Regions from separate parts of the Homo sapiens genome. Here regions 2 and 3 are each linked to region 1. A link is a loop called in an ENCODE intact Hi-C map of the cell type or tissue named here. Cell type or tissue: CD4-positive, alpha-beta T cell. All regions are shown on one strand.

What was found. A loop is a pair of places that touch in the nucleus more often than their neighbours do. Peaks named below come from ENCODE experiments on the same cell type or tissue, not always from the same donor. Only the 100,000 strongest peaks of a DNase experiment are listed, where the experiment ranks them.
Region 2: it touches region 1 in a loop (8-fold over the local background); 10 of 110 quality-filtered maps call a loop at or near these places.
Region 3: a loop joins it to region 1, with 11 times the contacts of the local background. A loop is called at or near these places in 9 of 110 quality-filtered maps.

What each region holds. Positions count from the first base shown.
Region 1 is chr10:97,205,814-97,213,813 of GRCh38, reverse strand. The region is part of intron 11 of ARHGAP19-SLIT1 (ARHGAP19-SLIT1 readthrough (NMD candidate)); the gene reads left to right. Among named protein-coding and RNA genes, the nearest start is that of SLIT1, 24 kb to the right of the region's middle. In CD4-positive, alpha-beta T cell, CTCF peaks have their summits at 2,945 and 3,144 (motif pointing right); a DNase peak (open chromatin) is centred at 3,133.
Region 2 is chr10:96,391,322-96,399,321 of GRCh38, reverse strand. TLL2 (tolloid like 2) reads left to right here. Exons shown (of 21, transcript NM_012465.4): 11 at 2,020-2,136; 12 at 3,302-3,447; 13 at 3,940-4,135. Among named protein-coding and RNA genes, the nearest start is that of OPALIN, 36 kb to the right of the region's middle. RefSeq lists an enhancer at 1,680-2,208. In CD4-positive, alpha-beta T cell, CTCF peaks have their summits at 2,988 and 3,187 (motif pointing left); a DNase peak (open chromatin) is centred at 3,191; H3K27me3 peaks cover 1,269 bases.
Region 3 is chr10:96,761,274-96,769,273 of GRCh38, reverse strand. No RefSeq gene overlaps it. Among named protein-coding and RNA genes, the nearest start is that of PIK3AP1, 45 kb to the right of the region's middle. RefSeq lists a silencer at 3,299-3,388. In CD4-positive, alpha-beta T cell, CTCF peaks have their summits at 3,227 and 3,426 (motif pointing left); a DNase peak (open chromatin) is centred at 3,423.

The sequences.
Region 1 (8,000 bases):
TGGCTTATGGGAATCTGAGTTCCTTGAAGGCCAGAGCTGTTCTTTATATTCTGTTTCCACACTACCTAGTGCAATGCCTGGCACATACGAGGCCTTTGGTGAGGGTGGGAAAGTAAGGTGGAAGGGTGGGTGGGCGGAGGCCCGGAAAGATGTGTACGGGAGGTCCAGGGACACTTCCTGGAGCTGTTACTTAGAGACGAGTTACATAAGGACGGGGGCTTGGGGCGCTGTGGGGCAGAGGTGGATGTTTTGAGGGCCCAGAGTTCATTCATTCCGTGTGTATTTATTTAGCTGGTGATGTTTCACAGGGAGTCGTCAGGGATGTCAGAGTCTTGGGTGGGGGGTTGATGGAAGGGAGGTGCTGGATGGTCCAGGAAGGTAGGGCTGTCAAGAGTCGGGGCTGCAGATGAGAGGAGGAGGGAAATGGAAGCCCTGAGGGGTAGACAGGAAAGGGTAGGATAGAGTGTGTTGTGAGAGAGTCAGGCTACACTGCAGGCATCGTTTCCCCAAAATGACTTCTAGACAGTACTTTGGATAAACAGGTGTTTTGTTTTTTTTTTTTTTTTTTTTTAAAGACAGAGTCTTGCTCTATCCCCCAGGCTGGAGTGCAGTGGCACGATCTTGGCTCACTGCAACCTCTGCCTCCTGGGTTCAAGTGATTCTCATGCCTCAGCCTCCCAAGTAGCTGAGATTATAGGCACAACTTGTTGCCCAGGCTGGAGTGCAATGGCACGATCTTGGCTCACCGCAACTTCTGCCTCCTGGGTTCAAGCGATTCTCCTGCCTCAGCTCCCGAGTAGCTGGGATTACAGGCATGTGCCACTACGCCAGGCTAATTTTGTATTTTTAGTAGAGACAGGTTTCTCCATGTTGGTCAGGCTGTTCTCAAACTCCTGACCTCAGGTGATCCGCCCACCTCAGCCTCCCAAAGTGCTGGGATTACAGGTGTGAGGCACCGCGCCCAGCTGCTAATTTTTATATTTTTAGTAGAGACGGGGTTTCATCATGTTGGCCAGGCTGGTCTCAAGCTCTTGACTTCAGGTGATCCACTCGCCTCGGCCTCCCAAAGTGCTGGGATTACAGGTGTGAGCCACCATGCCTGGTGATGAACAGTCTTTAATAGTGTTTAATATGTGATAGAAAAATATAACTTATATGTTAAGTCTGAATTTCTAGATTCTTTAGGACCAGGCTAAAGTGTATATTTGGGGTTGTTTTGTTTTGTTTTTTAGAGACAAAGTCTCTGTCATCCATCCAGGCTAGAGTGCAGTGGTGCCATCATAGCTCACTGCAGCCCCTAACTCCTGGGCTCAAGCAATCCTCCTGCCTCAGCCTTCTGAGTAGCCGCGATTACAGGCACACACCACAGTGCACAGCTAATTTTAAAATTTTTTTTTAGAAATGGGGTCTTGGTATGTTGCCCAGGCTGGTCTCATATTCCTGGCTTCAAGTAATCCTCTTGCCTTGCTCTCCCAAAATGCTGGGATTACAGGCATGAGCCACTGTGCCCACCTAAAGTGTGTATTTGAATTTGTATCAAATTTAAAATGTTGAGGAAGAAATAGAAAAGTGGCCTGCATATGTGATAAAATTACTGAAAGTTTGCTAAAGTTTGGTGAAGATTACCATGGGCGAAATGGTGAAGGGGAAGATGACAGGGTAGTTTTAGGCACAGGAGTTCCTCCACAACCGAATAGGGGCTCCACTGACGGAGGGGGTGGGAGGGGAGCAGAGGGGAGAGCAAAGGAAGCTGTGTTTTTGTTTTGTTTTGTGTTTTTCTTTTTGAGACGGAGTCTTGCTCTGTTGCCCAGGCTGGAGTGCAGTGGCGCGATCTCGACTCACTGCAAACTCTGCCCCCCGGGTTCACGCCATTCTCCTGCCTCAGCCTCCCGAGTAGCTGGGACTACAGGCATCCGCCGCCACGCCCGGCTAATTTTTTTGTATTTTTAATAGAGACGGGGTTTCACCATGTTGGCCAGGATGGTCTCGATCTCCTGACCTCGTGATTCACCCACCTCAGCCTCCCAAAGTGCTGGGATTACAGGCGTGAGCCACCGCGCCCGGCGGCTGTGAGGGCTGATAGGGCACTGGTTCTCAAACTGACCAGGCAGCCAAGTCACCTAGAAGTCTTTCTGAAGCATGGCCGGGCCTTACCCCTGGAGTCTCTGATGCAGGTCTGAGGCCCAGGAACTTGCATTTCTCATTGGTTCCCAGCTGATGCTGATACTGTTGGTCCAGCATGACACAGAACCACTGATGCAGAGGTGGCAGTGGGTGTGCGGTTTGTGCCCTGTGGTGGGTGTGGATACAGGGAGGCCGCCCACTGCGGGAAGTGGAGGGGCTGGTGTGGCTGGGAAGACCCCCAGGCAGAAAGGTGGGATTGGGCCTTGGCCCACAGGATGAGAGCAAGCTCACGAGCTGGCGCCTGGTGCTGTGCACACAGTGGGCGCCGAGGCGGGCAGGGGCCCAGGAGGGCGGCAGCTGGAGCTGGTCCTCCACAATTAGGAGGGCTGATTGCCTGGGCCACACACCTGCAGCATAGTGCCAAAGGGGAAAAAGGGAAATAAATCCAGACCCTCTGAGAGTGCCCCCAGGAGGCTGCCTACTCTAGTTTTTCTGCCATTTTGATTAGCTCTGACAGAAAGGAAACCAATTTCTCCTGAGCGTAAATGTCTTAGGCATTTGTATGCCTTATCGCATTTAATCATCATAGTCTCGTGATGTCGGTATCACCCATCCATTTTTAAGGATGAGGGAACTAAGGCCTTGAGAAGTGAAGGAACTTGCTCGTTGTGATCTAGGTGGACCTAGGATGCAATAGCCTTGGGGCTGACTTGTCTGATTAAACCTTCCCGAGGCTTCCCTCACCCCCAATATTATCATTTGAATGTGTAATCAATAGAAAACCAATATGTAATCAGTATAATCCATTGTTAAAGAGCTACTTTACATTATTTTTCATACTAAGTCTTAGAGATTCAGTATGCATGTTACACCTTCAGCCCATCTCAATTCGGATGAGTCGCATTTCAAGCGCTCCATAGCCCTGTGCCCCCTACTCCTGTGGGACAAGAGCTGCCCGCAGGGATGAGAATGTCCAGCCACACGTGCCTGTAATCACCATTTCTACCACTAGATGGCGCAGGTGAGCTTCCCTGGTTCAATGCATCAAGTGTTAAGAGACGGGGTTGGTGGGGACTTAAATTTCTCTGTCTTTGATTTATTTGTTTAAATTTTAATCATTCTGCCAGAAGTGAGCTTGAAAGATTCCAAGCCACTACATACTTACCCTAGAAAAATCACAGGTAGTTGGGTCTGTGTGTGTCTGGGTACAACTGTAGAACGGAGTACTCCAAGTTAACGTCCATGTAGAATACAATGTTTATTAAAAGATAAATAATTTTAAAATTGCTAATTTAAAGCTTACACGTACATTATGAAAACCTAATAGTAACTGTAGTAATTATTTAGAACTCAGGCAAAACAAGGATTTTTTTTTTTTTGGATGAGTATTTTCTTACTGGCATTGTTTAGAACAGCAGGTGTATTGTGATAACAAAAAGGAGACCAACTATTAGTTAATTATTTAAAAACTTCTTCAGAGACAAATGACTCTTTTTTTTTTTTTTTTTTGAGACGGAGCTTGGCTCTGTTGCCCAGGCTGGAGTGCAGTGGCACGATCTTGGCTCGCTGCAACCTCCGTCTCCTGGGTTCAAATGATTCTCCTGCCTCAGCCTCCCGAGTAGCTGGGACTACAGGCACACACCACCACGCCCGGCTAATTTTTGTATTTTTAGTAGAGACGGAGTTTCACCATGTTGGCCAGGCTGGTCTCGAACTCCTGACTTCAGGTGATCTGCCCGCCTTGGCCTCCCGAAGTGCTGGGATTACACATGTGAGCCACTGCACCCGGCTGACAAATGACTTGTGTTCTGCACCCAAGGGGAACTGATTCCACAACGTACCCCCTCATCACCCCCTAGCCTTGGTCCACCATTGGTCCTCGCCATCCTGGAGCTTCCATTCTGTTTCAAGGATGAGGAATCTGAGCCTAGAGAAGCACAGTGTCCCCACTTCTGTCACATGGGTGCTAGCGGCAAACCTGGACTAGAAGTCAGGTACCCCAGACTCCCTGCCCAGTGCTCTTTTCACTGGGTCATTCTGTTTTAGCAGTGGTGGCCATGGCAGCCATTTCTGTTTCTCATGTCTCTAAACCCTAAGCCTGAGACAGTGACCAAGGGCCCAACCCCTGCTATGTCATTTATAGTCTGAGCATAGGGCTGGGACCAGAGGAGGCCCCCAGCAAATTGTTGAGTGAATGTTGAAAGGAAGGAAAGAAAATGCCCTCCAGACATTTCAGAAGCTCATCATTCCTGGAGGTGGGGGGACCTCAGCCAGCCATCTGGTGGCAGACTAACTACATTGGACCCCTTCCACCATAGAGGGGACATCAATTTTGTCCTCACTGGAACAGACTCTTATTCTAGATATGGATTTGCCATCTCTTCCCAAAATACTTCTGCCAGTGCAACCATCTGTGTCCATGGAATACCTCATTCACTGTCATGGAATTCTACATAATATAGCTTCTGTCTTGCTCTGTCGCCCAGGCCGGAGTGCAGTGGCACGATCTTGGCTCACTGCAACAACCTCCACCTCCCGGGTTCAAGAGATTCTCCTGCCTCAGCCTCCTGAGTGACTGGGATTACAGGCACCCGCCACCACACCAGGCTGATTTTGTATTTTTAGTAGAGATGGGGATTCACCATGTTGGCCAGGCTGGTCTCAAACTTTTGACCTCAAGCAATCCACCCGCCTTGGCCTCCCAAAGTGCTGGGATTACAGGCATGAGCCACCGCGCCCAGCTGTCTTTTTACTTTCTTATTGTGGCTCCAGAAAATGTTGAATTACCTATGATATCTGAATAGCTAGTATATGTATATGGCACCAGATTCAAAAGGTATGAAAGGATATTGAGACTCACAAAATGGAAGAAAATATTTGCAACTTATATATCTGACAAGGGAGTAGTGTCTAGGATATATAAAGAATTTTTTTTTTTTTGAGACAGGGTCTTGCTCTGTTTCCCAGGCTGTTGTGCAGTGATGTGATCACAGCTCACTGCAGCCTCAACCTCCTGGGCTCAAGCAATCCTCCCACCTCAGCCTCCCCATTAGCTGGCACTACAGATGTGTACCACCATACCTAGCTAATTTTTTGTAGAGATGGGATCTCGCTGTCTTATCCAGGCTGGTCTCACGTTCCTGGGCTCATGGGCTCAAGCCATCCTCCTGACTTAGCCTCCCAAAGTGTTGGGATTACAGGCATGAGCCACTGAGCTTGGCCAAGAATTCTTACAACTCAACAATAAAAAAAAACAAATAACCCAATTTAAAAATGGGCAAGGATATGAATAGACATTACTTCAAATAAGACGTACAAATGTCCAGTAAGTGTATGAAAAGATGTTCTGCTGCTTGAATCCAAAGAGTGTTAGTTCATGTCCTGTCCAGGAGATGATTTCCCCCACCTTGACTTTCCCCAGTGTCATTCAAGCCCCAGCTTTTAAGATCCCGCCCCCTAGAAGCCTTCTCTCTCCAGGCAGAGCTCTTGGCTCCACTAGCTGAATTCCCACAGCAGCATGAACGCATCTCTTCTGGAGCCCTGGTCACGTTGCACAGTGTTTATGTGACTGCTTTTCTTAGAGATGGTGAGCTCCTGCAGGGAAGGGATCAGTTCCTATTCACCCTTGCATCTCCCTGGCTTAGCAGGGTGCCTGGAACACAGCAAAGACTCAGTGTCTGGCTGGCTGGCTTGCAGGAAGGACAGCTGTCTCTATTTTTAATTTTTTTAGAGATAGGTTCTCACCTGGGCTGGAGTGCAGTGGTGCGATGACAGCTCACTACAACCTTGAACTCCCAGGGCTCAGGCGATCCTCCCACCTCAGCCTTCTGAGTAGCTGGGACCACAGGCACGTACCACCATGCCTGGTTGCCGCCTCTATTCTGGACTGAGAGTAGGAGACTGTAGCAGGAAGTCAAACCTGATTAGGTAAAGACCACGGCTCAGAAAGGTTAGGGAACTGCGCAGAGAGTTCTGGAACTGTGGCTGCCTCCATCTTACTAGAAAGATGAAACTGCTTTCTGAACCTGAAAACTCACCTATCTGGCTTGTAGATCTTTTAATATTCTAGGTTCCTGACTGAATGGGACGCCCATGAGTCACTGTAGGGGGGGCACAGGTCTGAGGAGAGGCAAGGCAGTGAGTCCCTAGGTTTCAGCTCAAACAGAAACCCTTTGAGCTCTGAAGGGGCATGTGCTTGCCATAGGAGGGAGCACCTGCTGGTCCTTCCCTCTCTGGCTCTGGTGGGTTGTTTCTGGAAACCCTTGGGTCCTAAGGAAACCCTTTCTCAGTCTGCCCCATTGGCTGAGGGCAGATGTGGGAGATGAAGGATGGGCAGGGGCCCTGCTCCATGAACCCGCACTTGGCCCGCCCTGGGGAGCCAGCAGGGTGCTCTGTGAACCCACACTTGGCCCACCCTGGGGAGCCGGCAGGGTACTCCATGAACCGGTACTGGGCCCACCCTGGGGAGCTGGCAGGGGTTGCTGGGCTCACCACCTCCTGTCTCTACAACCCCCAATCGCTGGCCGCTCACAAGTGGCCATTGGATGTGTGAGAGAGATTTCCACAGAAAGTGTTTCTGTGGCTGCCTCATTTTAATTAAGTGAACCTGGAATTTAAGGGTTAGCTCCTCGGTTTTGGGGTGAGCCTCTTGTAGAAATCCATCTCTTGTAACTCCCAGTGTTGGCAAGTGTGTAGTGAGATGGGGACCCTCACACCTGCTTGGGGTCGGCGGGGGGCTTTTCTGGGTAGTTTGGCAATAAATATCAAGCCTCAGACATTTCCCCTTGTGTTATCATTTATTTTTTAGGTGTGATAATGCGGTTATGTTAAAAACAGTCCTTTTGTTGTAGAGATACATACTGAAATATCCATGGGTGAACTACACAGCAAACAAATCTGGGATTTGTTTCGGCATCATACATTTGGGGTAAGGAGCGTGGGTGGGGTATAGCTGAGAAAAGCTTGGCTGTGGGTCAGCTGTTGTGGATGCTGCTGGATGAGGGGTTCAGGAGTTCATGGTACTGTTCTGTCTACATTTATTTATTTTTTAAAATTCCATAATAAAAAAGTTCAATTAAAAAGTCCCCTTTGACTTGGCATTTCTACTGTGATGACATCAGTCCAAACCCCCAGCATCACTCACCAGGCTTCCCTGTTTTCATTCCCATCCCTCCTCGGTTCAGGGGGATCATGCCCCATCTGCATCTCCACTCACAGCCCTGGGATCCCTAGGGCCCACCTGCCCCCAGGCTTCCAGATCCCAGAGCCTGTGGGTGCTCTCTGGCCTCAGCATCAGGGACACTCTCCCTCCACCCCCAAACCCCTCACCTGGATGGTGACTACTCATTCATCTGATGTCAGGTTGGTGTCATCTCAGGGGAGCTGCTGACTCCCAGGCAAAGTCACACTTCTCTAATACTCTCCATCCTTCATGGATGGGTCCTTCATAGCTCTCACTATAATTTGTAACTATAAACTCTTTTTTTAATTAATTATTTTTTTGAGACAGGGTCTCACTCTGTTGAGGCTGGAGTGCAGTGGCATGAACACAGCTTACTGCAGCTTGGCCTCCCAGGCTCAAGTGATCCTCCCACCTCATCCTCCCAAGTAGCTGGGACTACAGGCACATGACACCACGCCCGGCTAATTTTTGTATTTTTAGTAGAGAGGGTGTTTCATTATGTTTCCCAGGCTGGTCTTGAATTCTGGGCTCAAGCGATCCGATTGCCTCAGCATCCCAAAGTGCTGGGATTATAGGAATGAGCCACCACACCCTGCCCTGATAAGCTCTTGTGATTGCTTTTGTTTCATTGCAGTCTGCCTCCTGTACTAGACTGTGAACTCTCTGAGGGCAGAGACTATGTCCGTGTGGCTTA
Region 2 (8,000 bases), 810 kb after region 1:
TACCCGTGACATATCTGTGAATTGGACTTTAAAAAAATATTCAGATATAATTTCTGGACCATACAATTCACCATTTAAAGTATACCAGTCAATGGTTTTTAGCATGCTCAGAGTTGTGTCACCACAATCAATTTTAGAATATTTTCATCACAGCCAGGCGCGGTGGCTCATGCCTGTAAACCCAGCACTTTGGGAAGCTGAGGCGGGCAGATCATGAGGTCAGGAGATTGAGACCATCCTGGCTAACACGGTGAAACCCCATCTCTACTAAAAATATAAAAAATTAGCTGGGCATGGTGGCACGTGCCTGTAGTCCCAGCTACTTGGGAGGGTGAGGCAGGAGAATCCCTTGAACCTGGGAGGCAGAGGCTGCAGTGAGCTGAGATCACGCCATTGTGTTCCAGCCTGGGTGACAGAGCAAGACTCTGTCTCAAAAAAAAAAAAAAAAAAAAAGAATATTTTCATCACTCCAAAAGAAGACCCATATTCATTAGCAGCCACTTCCCATTCCCCATTGCCCCCCAAAGCTAAATACATTCTCCAAGTGACTCATGCAATAGGTGCTTGGTAGAACCATGGTCTTCCAGTCCAAATAGACCGTGGCTGGCCTGTGTTCTGAACCATTCAGTAAAGATGAACCCATCTCCCACCTCGCCCTGGGCTGCCATCCTGACGTGGCAGTAGGGATTAGATGGCCAAGAATGACCAGGTACTGGGAAGACCAGGCCTCTGTGGAGGCTCCAGATTTCAGACCATGCACCCAAGTGTCTAAGAAAATACAAATGTATTAATTTTTTTTCTCGATAACAAAAGTTTGTCTATGATGATCCCCCTTTCCATCAGGTAGTAGGGACTTGATTTTGGTCAATTTGTGTTTTCAGTTTTGGTCAATTTGTATGTCCTGGTTGGGGGCATAGTTTATGCCAAGGCATGGTGGTGGCGGGGGGCATCTATCCTGCCACCCTGACTGGCATTGCTGGGATGTTCTCATCCCTAACCAATGAGTCCTCTATCCAGATACAGGCTACTGGGCTTCCTCCTTTTATCAACCCTAGGCCAGTTCAGAATGGTGCAGGTCTACATTCCCCTAGAAGCTTGGGAGACATTCTATGGCTCCCCTAATCCTCTCAGCTGTGGGAAAGTCACTTCCATCCCCCTCTTGGGCCTGGAATCATGTTGCTGCCATCCTGCCACACTTTGCCTGAAGAGCTCTGCATGCCTGTCTCAGGGCCAAATGTCTGGACAATCACATAGACACTTCTATGCTGACCTTGGCGGGTGGGCACAACAGGGGAATCCAGGGTCTTGCTGCCACTCTGGACTCTGCCCAAGGACTGAGGACACAGTTTTCTGCTTCTCTTAGATTCTTAAACCTACCTGGGATCTCTTTCTCAAGGTGAGATGGGGAATGGGTCCTTTTAGGGGCTCCCTGCTGCTCTCCCGCTAGTCCTGTCACTCCTCCATCCTAGGAACCCTCCTACGGCTACCAGGATGGGGAAAATATGGTGCATCCTTCCAAATCTTTGCTATTGCAACTAGGCTTGTGAAATGTAAACGCCAAGATGGTTTTATTTCTTTGCTGTGTTTTCCCTGGCATCCCTTCCCAAGTCAAGGAAAGCAGATGTCTAATGCCCCCAAAAGGGAAGGGTATACATGCAACAGGAAACACCAGGAAAGGAAATCTGCTCTATTCTCTCACCATTCTTCCCCTGCCTCACCTTCAGAGCCTCAGCAACACCCCTCGGCAGGGGAGAGGCTGCCTGGGCTCTTCTCTGGATACTTTGATGGGAATTTGGAATTCTCCTGAAGTCAGCCTGAAAAAGAATTAAGTCACACATTATTGTGTGACTCTTCCAATCCCATCTTTTGATCCTGTGTGTGCTACAGGATAAGTTGTCCCAGCCAGGGTTATTGCTCACTTCAAACCACGTGTGAAGAACCTCAGCTTCCTCCTAGCCTGAAGCCAGTGCCTTCTTGCTGTCCCCAGGGCTCCTAACTGCTTCTTTTTCCACTTTCCAGGCAGGTTTTGTGGCGATAAGATCCCGGAGCCCCTCGTCTCCACGGACAGCCGGCTCTGGGTGGAGTTCCGCAGCAGCAGCAACATCTTGGGCAAGGGCTTCTTTGCAGCGTACGAAGGTTTGTGCGAGGTGAAAGCAGCTGCTCGGTGGCCCCTCATAAGCTCTGTCCTTCCCAGGCAGCCCACTGTCCCTCTCCCAGCCCAGACACTCCAGGCCAGAGCCACAGGGGTGGGGGCAGCCACCACAGGGGGCAAGCTGAGGATTCCACAGCCCCTCCTGCAACATTCTGGAAGCAGAGGCCAGCTGTGCCCACTTCAGAAGTAGTGCCATCCTTCTGACGCCATCCCACTCAACCCTCATTCCAGGCCAGCTGAGGAGTCGGCTTCCCCCATACAGGACGGTATTGGGGGGATCTAGAACCCTGTGGAAATGATAGCAGCCTCTGAATTGCTGTGTGAGCCTAAGCAAAGAATCTGACCTCTCTAGGCCTCTGTTTGTTTCCTTTGTGAAAAGAAGACTTTGGGCAACATCAAGGAATTTCCAACTGCGTTTCTTAGAAGGGCCTCTGAGGCTACCCTGGTGGCTGAGTAGAGGGAACCAATAGGTCTGGGCTCTAGGCAGCTGCCACCAGGTGATGGTGCTTCTATTTCTTCTATGTCTTGAGCTTCTCTGGCTCATTCCCCACCCCACCGTACCCTCTACCAAAAAAAAAAAAAAAAAAAGAAAGGGGAAAACTACCAGAAAATTACCAAGGGTCCTTTGGCCTTACATTACCAAGGGTCCTTCGGCCTTAAATTATTACAATTTTAGAGAGGCCAAAGTTTTGTCTTTGTAAAATAAGTAATGTGCATGTGTGCGCATGTGTGCACGTGTGCGCGCACGGGTCCTTTCCTACCAGCGGTCCTGTACTCTCTACCTTGAATCACCTGGGGAACTTCACGGCTACGCAGCGCTCCCCAACACCCACTGGAATCAGAACCTCTGGGGAGTGTGGCCCCAGCTTCCACAGTTTGCAAACTCCCTCAGGCGATTTTGATGCACAGCGAAGTTAGAGAACCACTGCTTTATGTGGTTTTTTCTTTATATGAAAAAAATTCAGAGTTAAAGACAAATGCAATCGTGCCTTTCTGGAGGCGCGGTGTTTGTGGGCTGGAGATGAAAATGTTGGTGAGCGGAGCCACCTAGTGGTGGCAAGCGCTGTTCCCCCCGCCTCCCCAACCTTCCTTCCTAAGTAAGATCTGACCAGGGCCCCCGTCTTCCTCTCCTGATGTCTCTTTCTAAAGCTACCTGCGGGGGAGACATGAACAAAGATGCCGGTCAGATTCAATCTCCCAACTATCCGGATGACTACAGACCTTCCAAGGAATGTGTCTGGAGGATTACGGTTTCAGAGGGGTTTCACGTGGGACTTACCTTCCAAGCTTTTGAGGTGAGTGCTGCTCAGACCGGCTTCCCAAGGAAACGGCAACTTTTGCTAGACATCCTCCACTCTGTAAAGATGGGTTTTCATTTTTGGCTAAAAACAGGAACCTAAGAGGCTATTCTCAAGCCCATAGTGAATTGTGCCCGGACATCTGACATCAACATCTATGCAGGCTTTGAAATGGGGTTTGACACCTTTCTGAGGGCAGTAAGAGAGGTTGAGAATAATAATCAAAGTGAAAATTCAGGATGGGATCCAGGGAAGTTTGGTAGAATTGTTCTTCTCTATTTATCCTCTTAGACTCTTCTCAGTTTGATTCACCCTTGACTTCTGCAAGTAAGGAGTGAACTAGGAAGCAGCATGGAGAGACCTGGGACACACTTGGGTCCTTTGGCCTCTTGGTTAGATTTTGAGAGTGATATTTGGGTTCTCTTCTTAAATCAAAAACCTTAAAGCAGAACCATCTGCCATCCACCTTGCCTCTGTTTCTTCCTTTAGATTGAAAGGCACGACAGCTGTGCATATGACTACCTGGAAGTCCGGGATGGCCCCACGGAAGAGAGTGCCCTGATCGGCCACTTTTGTGGCTATGAGAAGCCGGAGGATGTGAAATCGAGCTCCAACAGACTGTGGATGAAGTTTGTGTCCGATGGCTCTATCAATAAAGCGGGCTTTGCAGCCAATTTTTTCAAGGGTATGAATTAGCAGTTTGTTTCCACTTTTAGGCACAAGAAGAAATATTGCTCCCCCTGGCCTAAGACACACAAAACCATATGGAAGCTTACCACCAAACAAGGCTCCCTGCAGAGAAAAGGCAGCGATGCATTTCAGAGCTGGGTGTGAGCCCCCAGCAGAGTTCCCAACTGATCAGGAGCAGGCTCAGCCTTGGCTTCCACACGATAGAAAGTTCTGTACTTGGAAATTAGATCTAATAAGTTTACAAGGGCAAACTACACGGTAGTGAAACTGAGCATGGAATAACAGCAAATATTTGGATAGCAGCTATCATTAATTGATCACCTACTGTGTACCAAGAACTGTGTAAGGTACTTGACTTACATAATGTCATTTAATTCCCCAAATAACCCTGTGAGTTAGATTTGGATCAGGGCTGGGCAGGGCTTCTCAGGATCATGCAGGTAGTTAAGTGGCAGATCGGGGATCTAATTCAGTCGGCCTAATTCCTAAGCTCAAACTCTTTCTACAACATTGCTACTATTCCTTGATGTGGGCCAGAGAGGCAACCCAGGTGTTCAGCTCCTGGAACATCAGTGCCCCTAGACTACATGCTTACCCCCACATGATCGGGGTTGGGAGGAGAATAAGGGGTGGCACTCTGGGAACAAATTTCCGTGTTGCCCTGGGGACCTGCTGCTCTGTAGGGTCCTGATGGAACCAGGCCCAGAATGGCATGGGCAGACCGAGCTTTCCTGGCCCCAGAAGAGCCAGCTTCCAACCCTCCTTTGAACGGGCAGGTCCTCCTTCTCTGCTGTCAGGCCCCTGAAAGCCCTGAAGACCACACCCTAAGAGGGAAGCATGGCTGCTCCCCACTGCATTGGGCCTGGGCGCCCAGGAGCACAGCAGCAGCCCTTGAGTAGAGACATTCAGTCCTCTGCTGCTGTGGCCCCTTAATCAGTGACCCCACTTCCCCAGCCCCCCTACAACTTGTGCTTGCCCAGAGCCTGCTTTCTCCTCTTCCCTCCTCTCCTAGGACTCCTGGCTGAGCCAGCACAGAAATCCCAGTCCCTCCCTTGCTTCCATTCTCCTCTTCTGCCCCATCTTAGACCTTCTCCCAGGTTCTACGTGAACAGCCTGGGTGTCAAAAGAACCCACTTCTGCACTGTCACCCAGAGCAGGCAGCCATTCGTCCTTACTGAAGCTTCAGTTTTCCTCTCTGTAAAATAGGAAGAAGGACATCTGCCCATTGTACCTAAGCAATTGTTGTGAAGCCCCAAAGAAAGGACGGCTGTGGAGGCACTTAAAAGCTGGCAGGTGACAAACAAGGGGTGGGGCTGTTATTTTTTCCTATTTTGAGGTATCGGGGAAGAGCAAAACCCAAACAGCAGCAGAGGAGAATCATGATGGCGCTGAAGGATTGGAGACAAAACTGAGTTGCTTCTTTCTCAAGCCAAAAAAAAAAAGAAAAAAAAGAAAAAAAAAGCCAGGCCATAGCACTTGTATTTTGAAAGCAGGTCAGCTTCTGATTGCACAGGGAAGATATGACAGCCTTAGTTGAGATGCCTGGAAATTCACAGCCCCAATCCCACCCTGGCCCAGCCTGCACATGCCTGGTGTCTCCCAGCCTGGGGTGGCCCCTGTCTGACTTGGCAGCAGTGACACCGGCTGGGTGGCCTCAAGCAAGTTGCATGATTTCTCCAGTTGCACAGCTTCTGTTGCACAAGCTCCAGTCTCTCTACCTGGAGAGACAATGCTGCCAGGTGATTGCAAGGCTGTCATCAGGAGAAAATGGAATAGTGCAAGTCAATACACCGAGTGTAGTGTTTAGTCCCGTTCATTGTCTTTGCTAGGGAAGGAATCTTTGAAGTGGTTATTCTTTCTGGAAAAACCGATGCGACAATTTCTTCTGGCTATTGTGATGGACTGGTTTCCTATTCCTGCTGTAGCAATTTACCACAGGCTTGGTGGCTTAAAACAATGCACACTTATTATCCTACAGTTGTGGAGGTCAGAAGTCTAACATGGGTCTCACTGGGATAAAATCAAGGGGATGGCAGGGCTGCATTCCTTCTTGAGGTTCTAAGGGAGAATCTATTTCTTTGCCTTTTCCAGCTTCTAGGAGCTGCCTGAATTCCTTGGCTCATGGTCCCCTTCCATGGTCAAAGCCAGTAATGGCCAGTGTGTCATTCTCATGCCACATTCTCTCTGCTGCATCACAGACCTCTGCTCCGGTCAGCACATCTCCTCCTTCTGACCCTAACTTCCTTCCACCTCTTTGCCTTACACGGACCTGGTGTTGACATTGAGCCCACCCAGATAATCCAGGAGAATCTCCTCATCTCCAAGATCCTTCATTTAACCACACCTGCAGAGTCCTTCTTTCACCTAATTAAGATCCTTAATTTAACCACACTTGCAGAATCTTACATTAAGGTAACAGATTCACAGATTGTAGAGGCCAAGCTGTAGACAGCTTTGGAAGGCCTTATTCTGCCTACCACATGTCATGAATGATTATGAGGTTGTCATTCTAATTCTGTTTATTCCAGTCCCCTTGGCCTTCTCCTCCCCTGACTTCCACCCCAGGTTCTGTAAGCTGGGTGCTGGGGCTCCATTCCAGGGGGATAACTGGTAACCACTGACCATCCACACCTTACTGCTGGTGCTGCTGGTGATCAGCAATGCACAATTTTGAGAGTACCAGCTAAAGCTGGAGATTAGGCTTGTCAGGTTTAGGAAATTAAAAAAAAAAAAACAGGATGCCTAGTTACATTTGAACTTTAGATACAGAATGATTTTTTTTTAGTATGTGTCCCAAATATCACATACTGTGCTGAGAAGTGTTTGATGGTTTATCTGAAAGTCAAATTTAACTGGACCTCCTGATTTTTTTATGGAAAACTTACTGGAGATGCCAGTCAGGACAATGGAAGGTATTTCTCTGATGCTAAACTGGTTTGTAAGAGACCGAGGAAGTGCCTGGACCTGCTCAAGTAACCATGATAGCTGGCTCCATTTGCTGGTTAGAAGACGCCACCTTCTCCCTCCTCCCCATCTAGCGTGCATTCAACATTCATCAGTCTATGTGTTGGTGCTGGGGCTGGAGACGCCGAGGAAAGCACACAATGATTGTCCTCAAGTGCTCATGGTGGTGAAGGAGATTAGCAGCAAATGCGCGATGACATTGCTGTGTGGGTGTGGACCTTGGTGGAGGCTGTGAGACTCAGTCTGCGACGGGGCCCAGGTTACCCAGTGTCCTACTTGGAGGGCATTTCAATTTGCAAACATCTTTTCAGATGCCTGTCAAAGTGTGGACTAAGGCCCACCCAAAGTAACTTAGTGCACAGACCCAGCTTGACTTTTTTATGGTTAAAACAACTGCAGAGAACAACATTTAGAAAAGAAGAAATATACAACATTGACCTTGACCATGAATCTTAAAGTAGGAATCAGGATTAACAGAAACCTCATCTAGACCTATTAAATCAGGGAAAGGACATCTACTGAATGCTGGCCACGTGCCAGGATCTAGGTTATCTCACTTTTCTTCATTACAATCCCCTGGTAGGAATTATTATTGCCCCCGTTTTCCAGTTGAGGAAGCTGAATTCCTAACATGGCTGGGCTGGAACTAGAACCTGGATCTGTAGGATTCCACAATCCGCTCTGTTTCCACTAAGGAGACCTGAAAGCCACAGGGAAGGAACGTGAAGGGGGTGGAATTTTTCCTTAGTGTTTGTGATTTGATTCTGACACTGGTCACCTTTCTACCTTCCCGATACCACAGAGGTATAGGCAAAAGGGCTCTGGACGTGGCAAGTGGAGTTTGAGGTGCTGGTCCCATGTTCCCTACTAGCTATTCGCTCTCTTGCAGATCAGCT
Region 3 (8,000 bases), 440 kb after region 1:
TAGAATCATTAAATAAATGAAATGAAATTAAATTAATTAAATTAAATGGAACAATGCATATGCATACTTATGTCAAAGCTGGCATTCTTTTTCCTATGGGTGAGCATGTAAGGTAGCTCATATTAAGCCTAACTTCTACTATAAAAGGGGAAACCCCAAAATAGGACTCATAAAACCAATGCCAGAGACTAGAGCATAAATTCTATATTATTCTTTGGGGTGACTTCTGTTCCTCTGTGCTGCATTCTGGGAATTTTCTTCTGACCCCTGCTCCATTCACTGATTGATTTGACTGTAGCTAATAAAGTATAAACCCATCTGTTGAGGGTTTTTGTTTTGTTTTTTTGTTTTCTGAGACTGAGTCTCACTCTGCTTCCCAGGCTAGAGGGCAGTGGTGTGATCTCTGCAGACTGCAACCTCCGTCCCCTGGGTTCAAGCAGTTCTACTGCCTCAGCCTCCCAAGTAGCTGAGATTACAGGTACGCACTACCACACCTGGCTAATTTTTATAGTTTTAGTAGAGATGGGGTTTCACCATGTTGGCCAGGCTGGTCTGTAACTCCTGGCCTCAAGTGATTCACCCGCCTAGGCCTCCCAACCATCTGTTGAGTTTTAGGTTTTTATTATTATACTCATGTAATGTAGTAAATTACACATAATATGAAATGTATTTTTTTCTGAAAACATGTCAGTTTCATATAAAACTTATTTTAAAACCTTTAAAAGTGTATAGTTCTGTAGCATAAATATATTCACATTGTTGTGCAACCATCACATCCATCTATCTGCAGAACATTTCATTTTCCCAAGCTGAAACCCGGTACCCATTAAACCAGGGTACAGAGACCTGTATCAGTCCGTGGTCTGTTAGGAACCGCGTCACACAGCAGGAGGTGAGTGACGAGTGAGGGAGCAAACCTTCATCTGTATTTACAGCCGCTCCCAGTCATTTGCGTTACCACGTGAGCTCCGCCTCCTGTCAGATCAGCAGCGGTATTACATTCTCATAGAAGCATGAATTCTACTGTGAACTGCACATATGAGGGATCTAGGTTGCCCACTGTTGATGAGAATCTAATGCCTGATGATCTGTCACTGTCTCCCATCACCTCCGGATGGGACTGCCTAGTTGCAGGGAAACAAGCTCAGGGCTCCGAAGGATTCTACATTATGGTGAGTTGTATAATGATTTCATTATGTATTAGAATGTAATCATAACAGAAATAAAGTGCACAGTAAATGTAAGGCCCTTGAATCATCCCAAAAATATCTTCCCCTCCCATACCTGTCCATGGAAAAATTGTCTTCCACAAAACCAGTCCCTGGTGCCAAAAAGATTGAGGACTGCTGCATTAAACAATAACTCCTGATTCTCTTCCCCCAACCCCAGTCCTTAGTAACCATTGTTGCACTTCCTGTCTCTGTGAATTTTATTACTCTAGTTACCTCATATAAGTGGAATCATGCAATGTTTGTCCTTTTGCATCTGGCTTACTTCACCTAGCGTATCTCATCCATGGTTCATCCATGTTGTAGCATGTGTCAGAATGTCCTTCCTTTTAAAGGCTGACTCATATTACATTGTATGTATATCACGCATTTTGTTTATCCATTCATCAGTTGATGAACATTTGAGTATGTATATCACACTGTATATATATCTGTATGTATATCACACATTTTGTTTGTTCATCCATCAGTTGATGAACATTTCAGTTGTTTTCACCTTTCGGCTATTGTGAATAATACTGCTATGAACATGGGTGTATAAATATCTGTTCAAATCTTTGCTCTTAATTCTTTAGTATGTATATCCAGAAGTAGAATTGCTGGATCATGTGGTAATTTTGTTTAAATTTTTGAGGAACCACTATAGTGTTTTTTTGTTTTGTTTTGTTTTGTTTTGTTTTGTTTTTTGAGATAGAGTCTTGCTCTGTCGCCCAGACTGGAGTGCAGTGGCCTGATCTCTGCTTACTGCAAGCTCTGCCTCGCGGGTTCACACCATTCTCCTGCCTCAGCCTCCCAAGTAGCTGGGACTACAGGCACCCACCACCAAGCCTGCTAATTTTTTGTATTTTTTAGTACAGACGGGGTTTCACCATGTTTGCCAGGATGGCGTCAATCTCCTGACCTCGTGATCCGCCCGCCTCGGCCTCCCAAAGTGCTGGGATTACAGGTGTGAGCCACCACGCCCGGCCTTTTTTTTTTTTTTTTTTTTTTTTTGAGACGGGAGTCTCGCTCTGTCCGCCAGGCTGGAGTGCAGTGGCGCCATCTCGGCTCACTGCAAGCTCCGCCTTCCAGGTTCACGCCATTCTCCTGCCTCAGCCTCCCGAGTAGCTGGGACTACAGGCGCCGGCCACCACGCCCGGCTAATTTTTTGTATTTTTAGCAGAGACAGGGTTTCACTGTGTTAGCCAGGATGGTCTCAATCTTCTGACCTCGTGATCCGCCTTTCTCGGCCTCTGAAAGTGCTGCGATTATAGGCGTGAGCCACGGCGCCCGGCCTTTGGCCTCATAATTCTTTATTTCCTTCCTAGGTCTCTTATTACTTTTAATATTTACCCAACCTTTTTGAGTCATCCATAATGAATGTATAGTTCATTTGATTTGATTTGATTTATTTTTTTGAGATGGAGTCTCGCTCTGTCACCCAGACTGGAGTTCAGTGGTGTGATCTTGTCCCACTGCAGCCTCCACCTCCTGGGTTCTAGTGATTCTCCTGCCTTAGCCTCCCAGGTAGCTGGGAGTACAAGCACGTGCCACCACACTTGGCTAATTTTTGTATTTCTAGTAGAGACGGAGTTTCACCATGTTGACCAGGCTGGTCTCAAACTCCTGACTTCAGGGGATCTGCCCGCCTCGGACTCCCAAAGTGCTAGGATTGCAGGAGTGAGCCACTGCGTCTGGCCATGAATGTATAGTTCAAATACCTAGTCCACTGACCTTGCCTTTTAAAACAGTTGTGTCTGGGCTCAGTGGCTCAGGCCTGTAATCTCAGCACTTTGGGAGGCCAAAGCAGGAGGATTGCTTGAGTACAGGAGTTCGAGACCAGCCTGGGCAACATAGTGAGACCCTGTTTCTTCGAAAAATAAAAAAAATTAGCCAGGCGTGGTGATGCCTGCCTGTAATCTTAGTCCTTTGGGAGGCTGAGGCAGGAGGATCACCTGGGCCTGGAAGGTTGAGGCTGCAGTGAGCTATGACTGTGCCACTGCACTCCAGCCTGGGCAACAGAGAGATCCTGTTTCAAAAAAAAAATTAGTCCTCAATTCATTAGGAGTGTGGTTTACATGAATCGCCAGTAAAAGGAACATAGGGCTTGAATAGGCACTTATCTTTACCTGTATCTCACTGCCAGGGTGAAATCTAAAGCATTTATCACTAGTCCGGCTGAGGCACCTTCAGAACAGATGTTGGTGTAGGGTTGGAGCCCCCTGCTGGCAGCCTCCTGCTGTGCGTGACATTACTCCTTTGGGGGAGTCTCAAACGGGGACCCAGGAAGTTACAGGGAAGGGATGATAAAGGCCACTTGGAAGAACTGGGCAGTGACTGTTGATTAACAGTACGTAAAAGTAAGTAAAGGTGTTTCCATTTTAATGCAGCACATGCTGTCTTATTCCCCTGGGAAGACAAGCCTGGTACAAGGAACTGTGTGTGTAGTTTACTGTGGACAGTGGTGATACCAGGGAGCAGGGGTGGAGACTAAGGAAACTGACCAGGGAAGAAGGAAAACCAAGCCAGTCACATTGGTGACTGCAGTGGGCACGGGGGCTTCCATCCCAACAGCAACTTCTGAGGAGTTGTATACAGATAGTGCCTCAAACTGACCACCCAATGGATGAAAGGCAGAAGTTGTAAGTGTTCCCCCATGAACTCCCATCTAGCATTGACAGAGGGTCATCTTGAAGGTTGTAACGCCCTTGCGCTTGTAGGTTTCACATCAGCGAGTGCCGGGGTGCTCCCGCAGGCACGTCGCACCACAGCATCGGAGAACCTTGCGGGGTCAGGGGAAGATGTACAGCGCATGCTTGAGGTGAGGCAGGGCCACAGGAGGTGAGTTGAAGCCTGCATAGAATTGTGTCCTCAAATAATAGCAGGAATCGAGGTGTGGCCAAGAGGATCCAAGGCAGTGCGTGGAGCACCCAACACTTAGGCATTCCTCAAGAACCTTGTGTTCGGCAAAATCAAGCAGTAAGAGTAATAGGGCTTATGGGGAAAATAGGGTTAGAGGCAGATCACTCGTAATCTGTGGAAATCTGTAACCAGAATGCTAATAAAAATAGTGGTTTGCACATAAGGAGATAACTTGGACTGCCCAGACTGCCTCAGTGTGGCTGGAGACTGTCACAGTAGATATTTAAAATGTTCAATGTGATAGAGTGGGAACATGCTGGCAACACTTTAATTAGAGCTGGTCTGGCAAGTGTTGAAAGAGTGCAGATGGTGGTGGGCTCTGAGTGCTAGTCAGGTGGATCCAGGAAGCAGTGCAACCTGGCTGAGAGCTGGGGAAAAGGGCCCTGGGTGTGTGTGCTCATTGCCATTTTCCTAAAATACAGCTGAAAGGGCTCATGCAATTAGTGTAGCAGCTGAGCTGAGCGCTTCTTCCTTCCCTGATGATGGCTATAATTTTACTTCTGCAGTGAGCTGATTCCCATAACAGAAATGTGCATTCTAGCAGAACAAATGTCTTTCTGGGTCTCACTGTATGGTGAGACTGTGGTGCATACTGATTAAGTATTGGCCCATTTCACTGCTCCCGTGGGCTTGGCTTGCTCCATGCTGATACCGCACTTCCTCATTTCAGCCCTCAGACTCTGAGCCATTGCCCACCAGGTTTCCAGATGCAGTACCCTCTGTAGCTCCTCACCTGCCATTTCGAATCCTGTTTATTGACAGGTGTTAATGTGGACAGCCTATTTATTAATGAACTTCTCCGGCTTAATTTATAAGCCTTTCTCCTCCCATGAGAATGTTCCCCATTTCCCTCATAACTGCCCCCATGAGAATCCCTGATGAGTGAGCTCTGGTGCTTGGACTCCATCTCCCTCTCTTGCTTCAGATGTACCCATTATACATCAAAATGAGCTGCATAGGAGGCCAGCTGCCTCCTGTAATCCCAGTGGCTCACACCTGTAATCCCAGCACTTTGGGAGGCTGAGGCGGGTGGATCACCTGAGGTCAGGAGTTTGAGACCAGCTTGGCCATCATGGCGAAACCCCGTCTCTACAGAAAATACAAAGATTAGCTGGGTGTGGTGGCGCATGAGAATCACTTGAACCTGGGAGGCGGAGGTTGCAGTGAGCCGAGATCATACCACTGCACTCCAGCCTGGGAGACAGAGAGACAGAGCCAGACTCCTAAAAAAAAAAAAAAAAAAAAAAAAAAAACAGAGCTGCATAGGGATGAAGGAGATGAAAAACAAAGCTACCAGTAAAAAAGCAAGTCAGTCATTTATCACAGCTATGGTAAACAATCATTTTTCTAATTATTGAACAAATAAAAGAATAACAGTAATAATACAATGATGTAACTACTTTTATGAGTTGCTATGTGCCAGGTGCACTTTATGCATTATCTCTTTTTTTTTTTTTTTTTTTTGAGACAGAGTCTCGCTCTGTTGCCCAGGCTGGAGTGCAGTGGCGCAGTCTCAGCTCACTGCAACCTCCTCCTCCCGGGTTCACGCCATTCTCCTGCCTCAGCCTCCTGAGTAGCTGGTATTACAGGCGCCCACCACCACGCCCAGCTAATTTTTTGTATTTTTAGTAGAGACGAGGTTTCACCATGTTAGCCAGGATGGTCTCAATCTCCTGACCTCGTGATCCACCCGCCTCAGCCTCCCAAAGTGCTGGGATTACAGGCGTGAGCCACCGCGCCCGGCCTGCATTATCTCATTTAATCCTTATAAGACATTGTGTGCTCAGTGCCATTATTAGTGATATCAGGTTTTTACAGATGGGAAGAAGGCTTAGAGAGGTTATGTAATTTGCTCAGTCACCCAGAGTGGCAGAGCAGGAATAAGAGTGTTAGAATTTGAATTCATACATTTCTAACTATTTTCTACTACCTTCTAGCATAAACCAATAAATAATACAGGAAAAATTGAGCTGCTAGGACATGGTAAAAAATAAGAGTATATACAAAATCTATAAATACGGAAAGGAAGAGATTAGAGGAAATAGCTGCAGCAGATATGATAAAGAATCAGCAAATGCTCTTATTAAATTTATGATTAAGAGTATCAAGAAGCTGGGCAGGCGCGGTGGCTCACACCTGTAATCCCAGCACTTTGGGAGGCTGAGGAGGGCAGATCACGAGGTCAGGAGATTGAGACCATCCTGGCTAACACGGTGAAACCCCATCTCTACTAAAAATACAAAAAACAAAATTAGCAGGGCATGGTGGCGGGTGCCTGTAGTCCCAGCTACTCAGGAGGCTGAGGCAGGAGACCCGGGAGGCGGAGCTTGCAGTGAGCCGAGATCGCACTACTGCACTCCAACCTGAGCGACAGAGTGAAACTCCATCTCAAAAAAAAAAAAAAAAAGTGTCAAGAAGCCAATTACAAACAGACAAGGACACAGACAATATACAGAAAAGAAAATACAAATTTAAGTAAGTGGTAAGCTTTTCAATAGTACTGGTAATCAAATACATGAAAATGGAAATACTAACAAGATGCAATTTTGCATCTACAAATTTGAAACACTTTTGAAAACTAAACACAAGTGAGGCTATGGAGAAATATTAGTTGCTAATGGCATTGTAAATTGGTAGAATTGTACTGTGTAAAATTTAACAATACATATTAAAGGCAATAAAAATGTAGCCCCTCTCCCTCCATTCTGCATATTCTTGGGGGTTTATTTTCAGAAAATATATATATTTTTAAATTTTTTGAGACAGAGTCTTGCTCTGTCGCCCAGGCTGGAGTGCAGTGACATGATCTCAGTTCACTGCAATCTCTGTCTCCCAGGTTCAAGGGATTCTCCTGCCTCAGCCTCCCGAGTAGCTGGGATTACAGGTGCCCACCACCACACCTGGCTAATTTTTGTGCTTTTAGTAGAGACGGGGCTTTACCATGTTGGCCAGGCTGGTCTCCAATTCCTGACCTCAAGTGATCTGCCCGCCTCGGCCTCCCAAAGTGCTGGGGTTATAGGCGTAAGCCACCGCGCCCAGCAGAACATAATTGATAGAAAGAGATTTTAGTTGTTTAAAAATATTTTACAACAAATTTTCCCCAACAAAAGTAGAAATATCTTAAATGCGCAACACTAGAGAAATGATTAAGTGAATTAAGTCACCTTTACAGGACTGAATTATACAATTTTTTTTTTTTGAGACAGAGTCTCACTTTTTTGCCCAGGCTGAAGTGCAGTGGCATGATCTTGGCTTGCTGCAACCTCCACCTCCCAGGTTCAAGCGATTCTCCTGCCTCAGCCTCCCAAGTAGCTGGGATTACAGGTGTGTGGCACCATGCCCAGCCAGAATTATACAATTTTACAAGATAAGATTCACAACGAGGAAACTACTTATGAAACAACACCAAATGAAAAAGAGTAGAGCACAAATATGTATGTACATAAACTGTGATTACAATTATGTGAGATTTATACATATGGAGCAGGGAGAAAAACGTGTTGTTCCTTTGAAAAGCTAGAGGCAGAAATCCTCAGAAAGTGAGCTCTCTTAATTGTGCTGAATACTTCAAAGACCCTCATGTTTGTAGCAGTCTAGAGTATTGTAGCAATCTGGCCTGGGTTAGAGTGAGATAAGTAACACAGCATTGCTCTTCAAAATAAAGACAGACACGTTTTTAATTTCCTGGAGCAAGCAGAGGTGGGCAGAAATGGGGAGAAGATGGTGGAGATGAAGGGTGAGATCAGAGAAAGAAAGGTGGGCAAAAGGACAGGAGGCTAGAGACTTCAAGAGAAGAGATGGCCCAAGAGAATGTTCTAAGAACACCATGAGTCAGAAGTGCAAGAGAGAGCCTTGGGAGAGAGAGGGGGG